2 separate regions of the Homo sapiens genome follow, and region 2 is linked to region 1. A link is a loop called in an ENCODE intact Hi-C map of the cell type or tissue named here. Cell type or tissue: chondrocyte. All regions are shown on one strand. Links, peaks and the distances in the headings refer to the core of each region. The heading gives the core; the rest is flanking DNA.

Region 1 (9,680 bases), core at 819-8,818:
TGCCTTCTAAGCCAAGACTTTTGCCACTACTCCAAGCTACTGACAAGCCTGCTTTGCCTTGACACCCTTTATTTCATATTCTGTTCCAATTCCAAGTCGTGAAAAATAACAAACCCTTAGCACTTAACCACACAGCAGGCGCTGTTCTGAGTGGTTTGCTCACGTTCCCTTATTTTCTCCTTTCCAGAAACCTATAAAGTAGTTGAACACCATTACTATCCCCTTTTTATAGATGAAGCAACATAAACATCGAGAGGTTAAGTAACTTGTCCGAGATCACACAGCTATTAGTGAGAAAGCCAGGCAGACCTGCACCAAGTCCCTGCACTGAATCACTTCGCCACACTGCCACTCTTGCAGAGAGAAAAGCATTCTTCACCAAAACAACACCGTATTTCTAGTGGTAAGAGACTCAAATTCCAGACAAGAAATCAAATACGGTGTCCTGTAACAGATTAACTTAGGAAGACAAATGTATTCCAAAGGCAAGACTGCAAGTTATACCTGCCTTTACACAAACATCGACGGTCCCAAAATTCTGCATGGGGCTTGTGAGACAGTCTCTTCCTCTGACTATGACAATCTAGGAACAACAGGACAAAAAACAATTCTTCAGGCCCAGAACTGGTTCCCTGACACATTCTAGACCCTGCTTAAGGACACAGAAGTCTGATTCTGGAGATGCCCTTGCTCTTGAAGACCCAACTGTGCAGTGTTCTGCGTGCCTGAGTCCCACGCCCCAGCCTACCATGGCCACCATGGCGGGTTTGGCCAGTACTCTACAAAGCCCAGAAGCATCAGGCACCTGAGAACCATGCCCTTGTTACATTTAAGTCATGTGACTCACTGACTAGGAAGACAGAAACTTCTAGAAAGAAAGCCAAAGAGAATCCACAGCTGCTTTCTGCAAGCCAGATTTACTTGAAAATGCAAGTGATGAGGCTGTCACTCCCACCCTGAGGATGAGGGGAAGGAGGAGGGAGGCTTTGCTGTCTCCCAGAAAATCAACAAGAACACAGTTTCCAGGCGCTGTGGAGAAAATGTATTATTCGGAAGTCTGAGCTCCAAGAGACTCCTTGTCCTTGCAGTGGGGCCATCTGTGTTCTCTAGGTTGTGGTTTTCGCCGGCAAGTCTAAACACTTCCATTGATCGGTCAACAAGAACAGAACTTATTTACCTGCCACAGTACCTCGGGCTGTAGCTCTGATAAGGGCCCCTCAAGGTGCCCTTCCCAAGCGACCAGCCTGCTTGCTTCTGCTATTTCCTTTTTATTCAGGAATGCCTCATGCTACTAAAATAGCAGACAAGGTTTAAATACACTGCTACTTTGTGTGTCTAGCCATTTTAAAAAATTATTTTCAACCTTACCACCAGTATTAACATCTCCTACATCAGAAGAAAGGTGCCACAGGAATCAGGGTGCTACACAGCATAGGGTTTGGGGGACACACTCCTGTGATACTCCATTGTATTAGGGCTCTCCAGAGGAGCAGAACCAATAGGATATATATAGATGTATAGAAAGTGATCGACTACAAGGGACTGGCATATGCAATTACTGAGGCCAGGAAGTCCTGTGGTCTGCCATCTGTGAGGTGGAGGCCCAGGAAAGCCAGGGGTGTGGCTCCAGCCCAGACCCAAAGGCCTAAGAACCAGGGAAGCCAGTGTCTGAGGGCAGGAGAGGATGGAGGTCCCAGCTCAAGCAGAACGGGAACTCTATCTTCCTACACGTTGTTGTCCTATTCAAGCCCTCCGTAGACTGAATGGTACCCACCCGCAGTGGTGAGGAAAGCCTTCTTTACTCGGTCACCAATTCAAATGCTCATCCCTTTCAGAGACACCCACGCAGAGGTGTGCCAGCTTTCTGGGCATCCCTTGACAGTCAAATTGACACATAAAAGAACCATTATACCTTCTTGTCCAGAAGTCTTTGCAGATAACCGTCCATGAATTCTAATGAAGCCTGGGAACCTATCCAGAGCTGGGGCAAGAAAGGATCCATGCAAGTAGGAAACTAGCAAAACCTGCAGGCTCCAGCATCCTGCCAGTCATCTGCAGACCCCAGAGGGGTCCACAAGCAAGTGCTCAACAACACCGTCCTAGTTACATTCGGGTCATGTGGCTTCTTGACCAGGAAGAGAGAAACCTCTCAAACAAAAGCTAAAGAGAATCCACAGCTGCCTTCTCCAAACCTGTTACAGCTGGAAAAGCAAGTGATGAGGAAATCACATGAGCTCATGCTTGTGAAGCACTCTGTACAAACAGGCACTGTGGAAGCATTCACTATTTTGTTAACGATAAGGTCATTTTTTTCCTCGAGGTCAGGTTGTTCATTCCAGTTTCACTCACTGGCATCTCTCCCCAGAGCACACAGGCACTCACACAAAAATAACTGTCTTCCTAGTTATCCCACAGGTATGGACAATCGCTGGTACGACCATTGGATTGTCCACTGCCTTGCTGAGTTCCAGCAGGCTGCTCTGATGGGGAACAAAAAAAAAAAGCAACCTGTGGGCAGCGAGGAGGTTTTTCTAGGGAATCTGCGTAGACTGTCTTTGTCAAATGTGGGAAGGAAAGGGGTCCTCCCAGGAATTAGGATCTGCTGCGAGGTTGTGCCAGGGCATCCACGCCTGCGTTTCTCTCAGTGTTGGCCTCGCTGATCCCACCATCCCTCCAGGTGCGCTGTAGAACTTCCAAGACTCATTGCCATGAATATGTTAGCTAGGTGGTCGTCAAGTCTACAGGTTCTTCCTCCCCACAGCTCTTGGGTCCACCCTCTTCCACTGCTGCTAACACAGTTCAGGGCACCATCATTTCTTCTGGACTGCTGCAAGGTCATCAGAACTGGTCTCCCCAATGTCAGCCCTGCCGCTTTCAGTACAGTCATGTTATTCCCTGTTGAAAGCCACTCAATGGCTTCAGCTCGGTCTGGCATGATGAAGCTTCCTCCGTAATCTGGGTTCAGCTCCATCACACTCCTCCCACACCTCCAACTGAGCTAAACCAAAATGCCACAGGAGTTCCTGACCTTAAGCCCTTGTGTCACTCACTTTATTATTCATAGTTTGTCCCCAGTGTTGCAACCAAGAGCTGAGGCTCCTTGGGCTCTCTCATTTTTGAACATCAAATGCAGGTCTCCTTTGCCATGCAATGTGACTGTCTGATTCACAAGAGCATGGCCCTGCAAGTGTATGCCAGGTGGCCCTACCCACATCAGCAGATACATTGGCAGACAATCAGGATGGATCAGGACAATCTCTCTGAATACATCCATCCATTTGGAAGGAAGGCAATCAAGATGGAGATTAAAACCAGCTTAACATGGAACTAGAGAGGCAAAACAGCCTCCCTTGTGAGGTTCTGAGTTGTAGAGTAGGAAGGTGGCATGTCCTTGCCTCACTACCCCTTCGTTCCCATTCGGTGGCTGACAGCTTCTGTTTCTCATTTCTTATTAGACTAAAGCTTGACTCTTGCTCTGCTGTTTCTTTTCATTGATGAAGCTTAAATAACCAGTAATCACAGCATGCAAAATAGTGTGCACCAGACTTCATATAGTTAAAGTGAGAGTCTTCATTTTTGAAAATATGCTCCAGGCAACTTTGGAAAAAGCAGAATTACTTCCTCTTGTAGGCCACTGGACAGACCCTACTTCGTCCTAAAGTAAGGTGAAGGCCAAAAGACGGGCTTCCAGGGCCAACTACACTACACCTACCTTTTGCCTTAACTTTATTCACTTGTGGGCAACATCAAAAGATGAGCCTATTTTGGGGCCGGCCGCAGTGGCTCACGCCTGTAATCCCAGCACTTTGGAAGGCCGAGGCGGGTGGATCACGAGGTCAGGAGATCGAGACCATCCCGGCTAACACGGTGAAACCCCATCTCTACTAAAAATACAAAAAATTAGCCGGGCGTGGTGGCTCACGCTTGTAGTCCCAGCTACTCGGGAGGCTGAGGAAGGAGAATGGCGTGAACCCAGGAAGCGGAGCTTGCAGGGAGCCGAGATTGCACCAGCGCACTCCAGCTTGGGCGACAGAGCGATACCCCGTCTCAAAAATAAATAAATAAAAAATAAAAAATAAAAATGGAAAGAGAACTACTTCTTTCAAAAACTAGGTGGAGGTCGGACACAGTGGCTCACGCCCGTAATCATAGCACTTTGGGAGGCCAAGGCAGGCGGATCACTCGAGATCAGGAGTTCGAGACCAGCCTGGCCAACATGGCGAAACTCCCTCTCTACTGAAAATACAAAAAAAATGAGCTGGGCATGGTGGTGGGCGCCTGTAATCCCAGCTGTTCCGGAATCTGAGGCAGGAGAATCGCGTGAGCTGAGGAGGCAGAGGTTGCAGTAAGTGGAGAGGGCACCACTGCACTCCAGCCTGGGCGACAGAGTAAAATAAAAGTAATTTTAAAAACTAAGTGGAAATTAAATGAAATTTAATATTAAATGTTTCCAAATAAAACATTATAATTTATTAAAATCCTTTTTAAAAAACTTTAAAAATCTTTTTGAAAAAAACTTTCTAAAAAGCAATTTAAAGGGAATCTTTGCCTTTTACAGTATTGAGTCCACTGCTCTTTTCCTTTCCTCTTTCGTTCTTTAATTCCTTCATGTCTCGCAATAAAGGAAGAAACACGTACAGTTTGGGCATATATCTAGTTGCACATATCCTGGCCCTAGTGTAAAAGACCACAGGGTTTACAGGAGCGCGTAGCCTTTTCTTAATTTAAAAGAATACAGGACGCAGGAGAGAACCACACCCCGCAGACCCAGGCGTAGCGAGTTGTCTGCCCTGTGGCACTCTGTCACCTAGTGTCTGAATCTGCATATTGCACTCTCCTCGATATCCCTTGGTCTGCGAAGGATGAAGTTCCTTCCACCATACGGCCACCGCCATCACCATCACCTTACGACCAACCCCAATGCTCTGCAATGGAGAACAAGCGCCACCATGTTGCAGGGTTCCAGAAAGCAGCAGCTCTGGAACCAGACAGACCTAACTTAGACTCCTAGCTTCCCGTTTACCAGCCGAGACTTTGAGCAAGGGACTTTACCTTTTTAAGCCCTAGTTTCTACATCTATAGAATATGGATGGTAAAAATGCCTGTCTCTAGACTTGTAACCACTGAGCTTCTAGAAAGCCAAATGGGTATGATGTTATAAACATTAAATGAAATATCACAGATAAAGTGCCTGCAAAGCATAGATCAGGCTGGGTGCAGTGGCTCAGGCCTATAATCTCAGCACTTTGGGAGGCTGATGCAAGCAGATCACTTGAGGTCAGGAGTTCAAGACCAGCCTGGGCAACAGGGTGAAACCCCACGAGGACTAAATTATGTTTTTTTATCTTGCCCAAACTCCTATCTAAGGGGTCTGGGGCATCACGCCCTACAAATCACAAATTCTCATCAGATGGGTTTTAATTAGCCCTATATATTGTGACTTACTTTCCAAACTGACTCTGGCATAACATGAGACAAGGGAGAAAATCAAAATATTTTACCCCAAAACATGTTCGTCATATTTTGTAATGGCCCTGCAAAGCTGTTCTGTATAGGGGAAAATTTGCATCTGTAAAGAATCTATTAACACAGCTAGATCCTTTTCTTCCAGACCCTCCCAATCCTAAAGAGATTAACTAAGATCTAAATAAGAAACATTTGTCATCTGTTGTCTCTAAGGGCAGCACTATGAGACTTCAAAACAACTTAGGTCTCCACAATCTTTATCTTAACCTGAACATTCCTTTTCTATGAATCCCAGGTCTTCAGACAAACTCAACCAATTGTCAAAATACTTAAACTCACCTATAGCCTGGAAACCCGCGCCCCACCCTCTCAACCCTTTGACTTGCCCCCACCTTTCTGGACTAAACCAATGTAGTGCTCAAATGTATTTGATTGATGTCTCTTGCCTCCCTGAAATGTATAAAACCAAGCTGCACCCTGTCCACTTTGGGCACATGTTTTCAGGACCTCCTGGGGGCTGTGTCACTCATATTTGGCTCAGAATAAATGTCTTCAAATACTTTACAGAGTTTGACTCTTTTCGTCGACATGCTCTAAACCTTGCCTCAGTCTCTCCCTCTGCCTTATGCCCCTCAAATTCTTTCTTCTGAGGTGGCAAGCACTGAAGTTGCTGCAGACCCATACAGATTCGCTGCCAACATCCTGACCTGTCATTTTATGGGTAAGGAAACTAAACTACAAGGTCCTTAAATGGTCTCTCCACAGTATTAGCCAAACCTGAACAAGATCCCAGGTGTTCCGAATTCCCATCCAAAAGAAAAGGGGAAACCCAATCCCGTTTCCATCTCACCCAGGATCTATTGTCTTCCCAAAGCACTTTACTTTCTTTCCTGCCCAGCTGTTGAAATATCAAACTGTACTAAGATTTTGGCCATGATGGACTCTGTTCTCTGCACACTAAGACATTTATCTTCCTGGTCATCATAAATATTAATAAGTAATATTTGTTGCTGTTTACTGAGCAGTGTGTAAGCATCCATATTATTTAATGGAAGTTTTTCTAGCTGTGTTTTAAAGTTGCAGCATTTGAATGAATGAATGACTTCTGAGCCAAAGTGAGAAAAAACAAACAAGACACAAATGAGTTTTTTCTAAACTATTTTTCTCCCCGAAATTAGCTCTGCTACTTTGCACAAGTCTCCTTTCCTAAGATCCAGCTTCTCATCTGTTCAATGCGGATATGAACATCTACAAGTTTATGGTAAAGTTTAAAAGCACATTTGTCTGATACTAAGTAGCTAATAAACAATCGTTACTGTCATTACCCCAGTTGGCAATTTGAGCAGGGCTTCACAGGGAGTTTGGGTGACAGGCGATAAAGTAAAGGACATTATGGAAAGTCTGAAAGAATGTAATAAGGATAATATATTTTAGATGTATTTTTCTCTTTTATATTTTGTAAATGACTTTTCCCCTAGTAAGCCTAAGGTGATTCTTATGCCTCAGGGAGGTTTGAGACTATTATAGGAGGAATGTAAATAGAAAAAAAAAAAGATAGATCTAGTTTTTGATTTCCAATTTGAGTTCCTAGAAAAACTGAGGACTGGGGGTGGCTCCGGCAAGATGGCCAAATAGGAACAGCTCTGGTCTGCAGATCCCAGCAAGACAAATGCAGAAGGCGGATGATTTCTGCATTGCCAACTGAGGTACCCTGGCCATCTCATTAGGACTGGTTAGACAGTGGGTACAGCCCACAGAAGGCAAGCAGAAGCAGGGTGAGGCGTTGCCTTACCCTGGAAGCGCAAGGACCCAGGGGCCTCCCTCCCCAAGCCAAGGAAAGTTGTAAGGGACTGTGCTCTCTGGCCCAGGTACTATGCTTTTCCCATGGTTTTTGCAATCTGCAAATGAGATCCTCTCATGTGCCTACACCACCAGGGCCCTGGGTTTCAAGCTCAAAACTAGGTGGCTGTTTGGGCAGACACCAACCTAGCTGCAGGTTTTTTTTTTGTACCCTGGCAGTGCCCGGAACCCCAGCGAGACAGAACTGTTCACTCCCCTGGAAAGGGGGCTGAAGCCAGGGAGCCAAGTGGTCTCACTCAACAGGTCCCACTCCCATGGAACCCAGCAAGCTAAAAACCACTGGCTTAAAATTCTTGCGGCCAGCACAGCAGTCTGAAGTCCACCTGGGACGTTCGAGTTTGGTTGGGGGAGGGATGTCCATCATTACTGAGGCTTGGGTAGGTGGCTTTCCCCTGACAGTGCTAAGGATGCCAGGAAGTTTGGACTGGGCGGAACTCACCACAGGACTGCAAAGCGGCTGTGGCCAGACTGCCTCTCTAGAGTCCTCCTCACTGGGCAGGGCATCTCTGAAAGAAAGGGAGCAACCCAGTCAGGGTCTTACAGATAAAACTCCCATCTACCTGGGACAGAGCACCTGGGGGAAGGGGCAGCTGTGGGCGCAGCTTCAGCAGACTTAAACGTTCCTGCCTGCCGGCTCTGAAGAGAGCAGCAGATCTCCCAGCACAGCGCTCGAGCTCTGCTAAGGAACAGACTGCCTCAAGTGGGTCCCTGACCTCGGTGCCTCCTGACTGGGAGAGACCACCCAACAGGGGTCGACAGACACCTCATACAGGAGAGCTCTGGTTGGCATCAGGCTAGTGCCCCTCTGGGATGAAGCTTCCAGAGGAAGGGCCAGGCAGCAATCTTTCTGTTCTGCAGCCTCCGCTGGTGATACCCACGCAAACAGGGCCTGGAGTGGACCTCCAGCAAGGTGCAGCAGACCTGCAGAAGACAGTCCTGTTAGAAGAGAAACTGACAAAAAGCAGTAACATCAACATCAACAAAAAGGATCCCCACACAAAAACCCCATCCAAAGGTCACCAGCCTCAAAGATTGAGGGTAGATAAATCCACAAAGATGAGGAAAAAGCAGCGCAAAAATGCTGAAACTTCCAAAAACCAGAATGCCTCTTCTCCAAATGATTGCAACTCCTCTCCAACAAGGGCACAAAACTGGATGGAGAGTGAGTTTGACAAATTAACAGAAGTAGGCTACAGAAGGTGGGTAATCAACTCCTCTGAGCTAAAGGAGCATGTTCTAACCAAAAGCAAAAAAGCTAAGAACCTTGATAAAATGTTACAGAGACTGCTAACCAGAATAACCAGTTTAGAAAAGAACATAAATGACCTGATGGAGCTGAGAAACATAGCACAAGAACTTCGTGAAGTGTACACAAGTATCAATAGCCAAATCAATCAAGTGGAAAAAAGGATCAGAGATTGAAGATCAACTTACCGAAATAAGTTATGAAGACAAGATTAGAGAAGAAAGAATGAAAAGGAACGAACAAAGCCTCCAAGAAATATGGGACTATGTGAAAAGACCTACAACTGATTGGTGTACCCGAAAGTGAAAGGGAGAAAGGAATCAAGTTGGAAAACACATTTCAGGATATTATCCAAGAGAACTTCCACAACCTAGTAAAACAGGCCAACATTCAAATTCAGGAAATACAGAGAACACTACTAAGATACTCAAGAAGAGCAACCCCAAGACACATAATTCTCAGATTCTTCAAGGTTGAAACGAAGGAAAAAATGTTAAGGGCAGCCAGAGAGAAAGGTCGGGTTACCCACAAAGGGAAGCCCATCAGTCTAACAGCAGATCTCTCTACAGAAACCCTATAAGTCAGAAGAGAGTGGGGGCCAATATTCAACATTCTTAAAGAATTTTCAACCCAGAATTTCATATCCAGCCAAACTAAGCTTCATAAGCAAAGGAGAATTAAAATCCTTTATATACAAGCAAATGCTGAGAGATTTTGTCACTACCAGGCCTGCCTTACAAGAGCTCCTGAAGGAAGCACTAAATATGGAAGAGAAAAACTGGTACCATCCACTGCAAAAACACATCAAAATGTAAAGACCAATGACACTATGAAGAAATTGCATCAATTAATGTGCAGAATAACCAGCTAGCATCATGATGACAGGATCAAATTCACATATAACAATATTAACCTTAAATGTAGATGGCCTAAATGCCCCAGTTAAAAGACACAGACTGGCAAATTGGATAAAGTGACCCATCGGTGTGCTGTATTCAGGAGCTAAGACCCATCGGTGTGCTGTATTCAGGAGACACATCACACGTGCAAAGACGCACATAGGCTCAAAATAAAGGGATGGAGGAATATTTACCAAGCAAATGAAAAC
Region 2 (9,680 bases), core at 452-8,451, 250 kb after region 1:
GTGAGCATGTCTTTTTGATTTTTAAAAAATGTTTGGCCAGGTGTAGTGGCTCACGCCTGTAATCCGAGCACTTAGGAAGGTCGAGGCAGATGGATTGCTTGTGCCTAGGAGTTCCAGACTAGTCTGGACTACATGGAGAAACCCCGTCTCTACAAAACAATACACACAAAAAATTAGCCAGGTGTGGTGGCAAGAACCTGTAGTCCCAGCTACTTGGGAGGCTAAGGTGGGAGGATCACCTGAGCCCAGGGAGGTTGAAGCTGCAGTGAGCCGTGACTGCACCACTGCACTCTGGCCTGGGTGACGCAGTGAGACCCTGTCTCAAAAAACAAACAAAACAAAACTTTATTATTAAAAAAATAAAAGGCCCACATATATAGAGAATAGTGAAATGAACCCTAATCTACACATCACCAACATTAAGCAGTTACGAAGACTACACGACACTTGACCCATCCATCCCATTTCCTGTTTCTTCCTTTTGGATGAGGTAAGTAGTCTTTAAAGCAAATAATGTCATTTCACCCTTATGTACTTCAGTAAACATCTCTAAAAATGGGCATAGTCATATATAATTACAATGCCATGATCAGATCTGACAAAATTAAAAGTAATTCATTGGTATCATAAGACCGAGTTCATAAAAATCTCCGAGTTATCTCCAGCCTCGCTCCCCCTTTACCGTGGGTTTGTCTGATGGGGGTCCACACGCTGTATTTGGTTCTATGTTTCTTACGTCTCTTCATTTGCACAGTGGACGCCCCCTTTGTGAGGAAACGGAGTCCATTGCTCAGCAGAATCCTCTCCATTCTGAAACTGTGTGTTTGCTTCCTCGTGGAGTCACTTAATTTGTTCCTGGATCCCCCATGTTTCCTGTAGAGTGGAAGCAGATCTAGAGGCTTCTTTGATATGGGTTCAAATGTTTGAGGGAGATGTACTTCCCAGGAGATGCTGGTCCACTGCCTACTGCGTCACTTCCGAAAGGACACAGTGGGTCTTTTGTCCACCAGGCAAGATCAGTAGGGGTCAGTAACGTCAGCCAGACAACCCCTCCATTGCAAACTCCACTTTCCATCTTTTCTCTACAACCTTTCATTTGCTCACTATGTTGCTGGAATCAGTAATTTCAATTAGGGGTTGAAAAATGGGGATTTTCCTTTTTTTTTTTTTAATTTTTTTTTTGAGAGGAAGTCTCCCTCTGTTGCCCAGGCTGGAGTGCAGTGGCGCAATCTCGGCTCACTGCAACCTCCCGACTCCTGGGTTCAAGTGATTCTCCTGCCTCAGACTCCCGAGTGGAATTACAGGCACGCGCCACCACGCCCGGCTCATTTGTGTATTTTTAGTAGAGATGGCGTTTCGCCATGTTGGCCAGGCTGATCTTGAACTCCTGACCTCAGGTGATCCACCTGCCTTGGCCTCCCAAAGTGCTGGGATTATAGGCGTGAGCCACTGCACCCAGCGGGGATTTTCTAATTCTACCATTGCTTCCACATATTAGTTGGAGTTTTTTCTGTATATAAAGAAAACTAGAGTTATTTTGTCACCTTGGAATAGTTTATATCATTGTTAAAGTGGCCAATGGCTTCCTCAGGTTTCTTGTTTTTTAAGTAGTCTATCCTTCTCCAGTTGAGGAAACAAAGAACAGCATATTATGTTCAGGCCATGGAATTAGCCTAGGAAAGAAATAGCCTTTTTTTTTTAGCTTTCCTTATTACCATAGAATATTTAGCCCCAGATGTGTGTGAAATGTCATAATTACTAATCGATCCTTTCTACTTGCAGGCCTTACCCTTTGTCCCTGCCTTTGGTCTTTTCCTCAGGGTCTGTCTCCTCGAATCAGCAAAAGCATTGAGTTGTAATAAAGCATGTAGGCTGAAATATCATCACTGAAATCTCAGCACATTCCTTTCGCCCCAAAGCCAAACACCACTTAGTTGGATGATATTTGGATAATATGTTGCAATGACTCTCAGTTGTGTACACTTTAGTAAGAATTAATGCAACCAGCTTGCTTTCCATTTCACAGATTAGGTTGATGCGGGAGAGACAGGCCTGGAAAGGAAGTAGCAAAAAGAGGGCGTTGAATCACCAGGTGCAGGGCCCTTTCTAGATGGTTGTGGAGGCAGCTGTTGTTTTTTCAGCTAGTAGAAGCAGCTGACAGCATTTCATGCTAAGAAGAGATACTAGGAAGAAGGAAGAAGGGAAATAAAGATGTTCTGGGAACTTTTAGCTGCTAAAGAATGGGTTAGATACCCGATTATGGGCACCTGAAATCCCCATTCTTCCCCTACCACACCGTATCTCTGTAAGATATTTTTGCTGCAAGTCACACAATACTGGACTGAGAAAGGCCACTGTCTAGACATGTGCGTTTCTGAATAAATACCGACTGGGTGGTAGTGTAGCACAGTGGTTAAGTTCATAGGCTTTGGAGACAGATCTAACTGGGTTCAAGTCCTGGCTTCATCATTTGGGTTAGAGGCTTTAATGTCTTCAGCCCTCAATTTCCCCACCTGTAAAATGGGGATAATAACAAGGCCACAAGGCTACTGTGAAGATTAAGTGGACTTGAAGCCTTTACCACATTTCCTTTCATATAAGCCTTCAATATATAATAACTTTGAAAAAGTGAAAACAAAAAATGGAAAAGATTTTTTACTTCAAAAGAGGATTCCACCAGTTGGTAGAAAAAGATTTTATTTTCACTAATCCAGTGGGCACAAAGACTCCTCCAGGTATCCTTCTGTCATGCGAACAGGAGTGACCTGGTCAGCCACCGACAGCTGGATGCCCCTTAGACATTGCTAGGTTGTTCTGAATGTCAAAGATTTCTGGCCTGATGCGGAGGAAAGGGAACTCTTATATACTTTGGTGGAAATGTAAATTATTGGTACAGCCATTATGTAAAACAGTATGGAGATTTCTCAAGAAACTAAAAATAGAACTAACATATGATTCACCAATTCCACTGCTGGGTATTTATCCAAAGGTTAGGAAATCAGTATGTTGAAAGGATACATATACCCTCTTGTTTATTGCAGCATTGTTCACAATAGCAAACATGGAATCAACCTAAATACCCATCAATGGATGAATACATAAGGAAAATATGGTACATATGCACAATGTAATACTATTTGGCCATAAAAAAGAGTGAAATCATGTCAGTGGCAGCAACATGGATGGAACTGAAGGTCATCATGTTAAGTGAAATAAACCAAGTACAGAAAGACAAATGTCAAATGTTCTCACTCATATGTGGGAGCTAGAAACGCTGACCTCATGGAGATAGAGAGTAGTAGAATGACAGACACTAGAAGCTGGGAAGGGTGTGTAGTGGGAGATGGGGGTAAAGAGAGGTTGGTTAATGGGTACAAACACACAATTAGAAGAAATAAGTTCTAATGTTCGACAGCAGAGTAGGATGACCAGAGTTGACAACAAGGTATTGTATATTTCAAAAAAAAAAGCTAGAAGAGAGGACTTGAAGTGTTTGCAATACGTATAAATGATATTCGAGGTGATGGATACGATAAATAACCTGACTTGATCATTACACAGTCTATGCATGTAACCAAAGATACGCGTGTCTCATAAATATGTGCAAATATTTGCGTATCAATAAAAAATAAATATTTTAAAATGGAAAAAAGAAAGGCTCTGGCCTGATGAAAAGCATCTTGTAGCAGCCCTGATCTTTCACTTCCATCATTTTCGTTCTACGGATCTAAGCATCGTGTCCTAAAGCGGGGCTGAAACAAGCCTCACCAGCACCGGGCGGACACTCTGTGCTCCTCGAGCCAATGGCGCCATCTAGTGGTGCTGTTGCGCTAACACAGCCTGGCCCTGGGCCCAGGTTTTGTGGCCACTCTCAGAGTTACCCTGAGTGTTCACAAGAATAAGCTTCAGCGACGTCTTCTTGTCTTTCACGCTTACTAAAGTGCAGTCGGCTGCCTGGGCTCCCATCAGCTCCTCAGAAGGTGGGAACATTGCTCACTGTTCCTCTCTTTCTGGCTCTGCCTCACTCCTGTGCCTCTCACTGTGGCATGTGGGTGACATGCTGGGACATGCTGGTGATGCCATTTCTCTGCGTGGTCCCATTTATCCTTTGGAGAACTGATGACAAATGATAGGTACCTAGGCAAAAATCATATGTCCTGTTCTGAAGTAGGATTTAAGGGGATGTTTCTGTCTTTTCCATGCCCTTCCTGGAACCCTAAGAATTTGTGAATGTCCAGTAGCTATAATTAGAAGTGGCTAGCTTCAGGGTCCAATGTGTGATTGGCTCTTACTCTATGATGACCCGACCTCACTCCACAAAAGTCCCAGAAAATTTCCAAAAAGTAGTCTCTGTACATCGCCTTCCGTGCTTTAGACAGGACATCTGCCACACTGAGTCTGAGGACACGGGGCACTAAGCGTACCCAGGCAAGATCATTAGCTGAGTTAGCTCTAAAAGCTCGCTACCAAGTGTGGTCTAAGGAGTAGCAGCAGTACCATCACTGAGAGCTGGCTAGAAGGCAGACTCTGGAGCCACGCTGTAGACATACTGATTCAGAATCTGAAGTTTAGCTAGACCCTAGAGATTGGCGCACTCACTAACATTTGAAAAGCACCGAACTGTGGCAGTGACTCTCAACTTTGGCATCACAATAGAACGACCCAGAGGGCTTCTAAAGATCTGGATACCTGGCCCTCGCTCCAGACTGATTCTAATCTCTGGGGGTGGGAAGTGGTGTGGTGGTAGGACAAACATTGAGAAAGAGGTTGACCATTTAGAGCAGGACCATTCAATTACCCAGAGCTGGATTTTACCACAGTGAGGGTACAGGAAGTTGGCCTATAGCTCCTTCCTGAAGATCTCACAAAAGGAACAAAAAGTGCCAAAACTCAGCAAAAACTCTCCAGTAGTAAACAAATTAGGTTAAGAGGCACAAATTCTTGTTAGAAACTTTAAAACATGGTGGCCAAGAAAATAATCGAAGCTTCTAGTGTAGACCACACAGGTACCTACCAATCCCATCCTACCTGCCTGGAGTGATTCAAGAAAAGGAGGCTGGTGATGAAATTCTGAGAATTCTCACTAATATCCACCGATGTAAAGAAAAGAAAACCTACGGAGTAAATAGGCAGCCTGTGGGAAAGGTTAAGAGTATTGTGATTTTTTTCCCCCAAGACAGAGGTCTCACTCTGTCTCCTGGGCTGGAGTGCAGTAGCATGATCACAGTTCACTGAAGCCCTGAACTCTTGGGCTCAAGTGACCCTCCTGTCTCAGCTGCCCGAGTAGCTGGGATTACAGGGCAGGCTACCACACCTGGCTAATTCTTAAAACAATTTCTCATAGAGATGGGGTGTTGCTATGTTGCCCAGGCTGGTTTCGAGCTCCTGGCCTCAAGTGATGCTCCTGCTTCTGCGCCCCCAAAGTGTTGGGGTCACAGGCTTGAGCCACCACACCCAACCTGAAAAATTGTGTTCTAACAAGCCCTCCTGGTAGTCCTGATGCTCACTAACATTTGAAAACTGCCGATGTTAAACGGTCTCCAAATTGTGTTCGCAGCCACCACTAGCTTGCTGAGCTCCAGCTGAGGAAGGTGGGTAGGGAAGGAAGTTTCTATACTGTGGCTCCTACCATGCTGACTGCCCACAAATCAACTGGGGGTAAAGCACCTAGGAAGCAGCTGGTTACAAATGCTGCTCACAAGAGTGGGCCTCATATTGGAGGGCTAAAGAAACCTCATCGTTACTGGCCTAGCACTGTGCCACTCCATGAAATTAGATGGTCTCAGAAGTCCACTGAACTTACAACTCAAAACTTCCTTTGCAGCACCTGGTGAGAGAAATTGCACGGGACATCAAAACAGATCTGTGCTTCTAGAGTGCAGCTGTTGGTGCTTTGCAGGAGGCAAGGGAGGCCTACCTGGTTGGCCTTTTTTTGTTTTTTGAGATAGAGTCTCACTTTGTCACCCAGGCTGGAGTGCAATGGCGCGATCCCAGCTCATTGCAACCTCTGCCCCCGCTTCCCCTGGGTTCAAGCGATTCTCCCACCTCAGCCTCCTGAGTAGCTGGGATTACAGGCATGCGCCATCACACCAGGCTAATTTTTTTTTTTTGTATTTTTAGTAGAGACAGGGTTTCACCATGTTGGCCGGGCTAGTCTTGAACTCCTGACCTCAAGTAATCTACCCGCCTCGGCCTCCCAAAGTACTGGGATTACAGGCGTGAGCCACTGCAGCTGGCCTGGTTGGCCTTTTTTAAGATACCAACCTGTGTGCCATCCATGCCAGACATGTAACAATTATGCCAAAAGGCATCCAGCTAGCACGTGGAGAACAGCTTAATAATCTACCATGAGGAGAAACACGTTTCGTTCTCAAAAAAATAAAAACTCTCTTCTTCCTGTTTTTGGTAGTTGTGAACAATAGACATTTTTTTTCGTGGGGCCAAAAGGTACTTAAGTATATGATTGTGACTGGAAAAACAGGAGACAGAAATCAGGTATGGGCAGTTTTTCCATTTTCATCTGAGTGTGAATTGTTCATATAAATGAGATGTACAGCATTCATGCAAGTCAAAAGTTTTGTTGAACAAGTTTCAGCAGTTCAACTTTATAGCAATTACAAATACACCTGTTAAATGTTTCTGGACGATGCCAGCATTTGCATTTTTTAAAAACAAGCAAATTTCTTATTGACTGCAACTAACTGGTGTTTGTAGCACTTTTATCATACAGCAGATTCCATCCACAGACTTTTCTAACTGAGTTGTCCTACATGCAAGTATATATTTTTAATGTTGGCTGTCTTCTGTGCCGTTCCTGTATTAAAATACATGAAGCTATAAAAAATAATACTCCAGGTGATTGTTGCTCTCTGCCAACTTAAGTCCGGTATTGTCACGTCTTTGATTTTGTTTTTCAAGAGAAGCTGAAATTCTGAATTTTTATGTGTCACCTCCCAACTTTTAAATGTTGGCAACAAATTTGCCTTTTCGAAAAAAAGAAAAAAAAAAAGAAAAAACCAGACAGACCAAAGAAAATAAAAGTTTGTTTCATGAGGTGTTAATTTTGTGCCACTGATTATAGAACATCTGGATGGCATTGCCCACCTTAAGCATGAAAAAGATGAAAAGAAATGACATTGGCCGGCGTGGTGGCTCACGCCTGTAATCCCAGCACTTTGGGAGGCTGAGACAGGTGGATCACCTGAGGTCAGGAGTTCGAGACCAGCCTGGTCAACATGGTGAAACCCCGTCTCTACTAGAAATACCAAAATTAGCTGGGCGTGGTGGCAGGTGCCTGTAATCCCTGCTACTTGGGAGGCTGAGTCAGGAGAATCGCTTGAACCTGGGAGGTGGCAGTTGCAGTGAGTCGAGATTGTGCCACTGCACTCCAGCCTGGGCAACAGAGCAAGACTCCGTCTAAAAAAAAAAAAACATGAAAATGTATAGAATATTAGAGAAGAAAAGATACCAGAGGGACAGAACACACAAAGATAGATGGACAAGCTAGTGTAGAAGAGAAAAATACCCACAGGAGAAGAGAGCTAAAAACCTGAGATGATACAACGGCAAGAACATGGAACTGTTATACATTAGGAGACTTCGGACATATCCCTGTTTTTCACCTGCCAATAGATCAACAACGCGGCAACTGAGTGAACACACTTTTCAAAGCCAACCAGTCAGTGTCAGGTCTCCCTTCTGAAAGGAGGAAGTTCAATTAAACAGGCCTCCAAGTGTCAACCAATCAACAACAGTGTCATCAATGACGTCAGCCCACTTACACCCCTGGAAATCCTGTCTCTAACTTCCACCTTCCCCTAAACCCTGTATGAGATCCATAGTCAGCTCTGCTGATCAGCACAGTTGTCTCTTATAAAGCAGTAACTTCAGTTTTGTCTTTTTATCTTATATATTGAATAGTGGTCTCATCTGACAAATTCAAGAATGAAAAAGTTGAAGTAAAAGAAAGAGGTGGGTGGTGAAAAGTGAACAATGTAAATTAGAATTAAGAAAATGACCACAAGGTTTATGATCACTGAATAGGACATAAATATATTATAAAAGACAAGATAACAAAACTAACAGCGACAAAACAGAAGTTTGGGAGAGGGAAGTGGGAAGAAGTTTAAAAAGTTTAATTTCCTAATTTTTATATCTGGTATCACTCATCAATATCTAAAATTCAGACAAGGAGTTTAAAAATGATTCTAACATCTTAATGTCTTCTCAAGTTATTTTTGTTATAATAAAATTTAAATATGCATGAACGTAACTAGTTATAATCTTGATAGCCTCATAGTTCTTATACAAAGTAAATACAAACAAAGCCAATAAAATTCAGATTATCAATTATTTAAAAATAGATGTTGAGTACAGCATTCATACAGAAAAGAGCGCAAGTCACTGGCTAGCCAAATGTTTTTTTCACAAGGTGAACACAGGCATGCAATCAGCACCTGGACCAAGACTGAAAACAGTGCCAGGACCTCAAAGCCTCCTCTCCTTCCTACTGCCAGCCCCTCCATCAAAGGCAACTCTCAAGGTGATTTCTGACACCACAGATTCATTTTGCCTTTTTTGAACTTTATAACAATGGAATCATAAAGTTTGTCCTCTTTCATGACTGGCTGCTTTCATTCAGCATTATGTCTGCGGCCCATTCATCTGTATTGTTGCGTGCGGTTGCTTCTTTTCATTTTTGTACAGTATTCTATTATGTGAATATACCACATTGTATCCATTCTACTGATAATGGACATTTGAGCTATTTCTGGGTGTGGTTACTACAAAGAGTGCTTCTATGAGCATTCTTACACATGTCTTTTGGTGAACATATGTACATATATCTGTTATGTATATTCGTAGAAATAGAATTGCTCAGGCAGAGTATACATATGTTCAGTTTAACTAGATGCTGCCAAACAGTTATCCAAAAGTTTGTAGCAATTTATACTTCTACCAGCAGTGCATGAAAGTGTCAGATGTTCTACATCCTTGCCAACAGTTGGTACTGTCAGTCTTTTACGTTTTAGCCATTTTGGTGGGTGTTCCGTGATTATCTCAGTGTAATTTTATGTGCATTTCCCTGAAAACTAGTGATGTTGAGCGCTTTTTCATATGCTTATTAGCCATTTGGATATTCTCTTTTATGTAGTGTAGATTCACATTTTCCCATTAAAATTGGTTTATCTGTCTTTTTCTTATTGATTTGTAGAAGTTTTTAAATATTGTGAATTCAAGTCTATTGTTGGATGTATTAATAACAGAAATTCTGAATTTTAATCAAGTCCAAGGTTATGAAGGTATTACATGTTTCCACTTTACATTTCACATTTAGATTTGCAATTCATCTGGAATGGATTTTTGTGTGTCGGGTGAGGTAGGGGTCAAGATTCATTTTTCTCTGTATAGATTTCCAGTTGGCCCAGCACCACTTATTGTGAAGACTCTTTCTTCCACTGCATTGCATTTCTGCCGTAAATGAAGTGACTATAGGAAGATTTGTTTTTGGATTATTTCCATTGGTTAATTTGTCTATCCCTCTGCCAATATCACATTGTCTTATTATAACTTCATAATCAGTTTTGGTATCTTGCCATATAAGCCCTTCAATTTTGTTCTTAAAGATTTTATGGACTTTTCATGGTGATTTGCATTTCCACATATATTTTCGATTTGGA

What was found. Peaks named below come from ENCODE experiments on the same cell type or tissue, not always from the same donor. Only the 100,000 strongest peaks of a DNase experiment are listed, where the experiment ranks them.
Region 2: a loop joins it to region 1, with 2.6 times the contacts of the local background. A loop is called at or near these places in 6 of 110 quality-filtered maps.

Annotation. Positions count from the first base shown.
Region 1 is chr9:759,387-769,066 of GRCh38, forward strand. It overlaps LOC124902109 (a long non-coding RNA gene), which reads right to left and starts at 1,995. Exons shown (of 4, transcript XR_007061394.1): 1 at 1,913-1,995. RefSeq lists a silencer at 2,043-2,337. In chondrocyte, for the core only: CTCF peaks have their summits at 4,814 and 5,063; no DNase peak of the experiment used is centred there.
Region 2 is chr9:1,005,467-1,015,146 of GRCh38, forward strand. It overlaps the pseudogene H3P29. Among named protein-coding and RNA genes, the nearest start is that of DMRT3, 34 kb to the left of the region's middle. RefSeq lists a silencer at 3,732-3,931. In chondrocyte, for the core only: CTCF peaks have their summits at 3,821 (motif pointing left) and 4,023; a DNase peak (open chromatin) is centred at 3,839.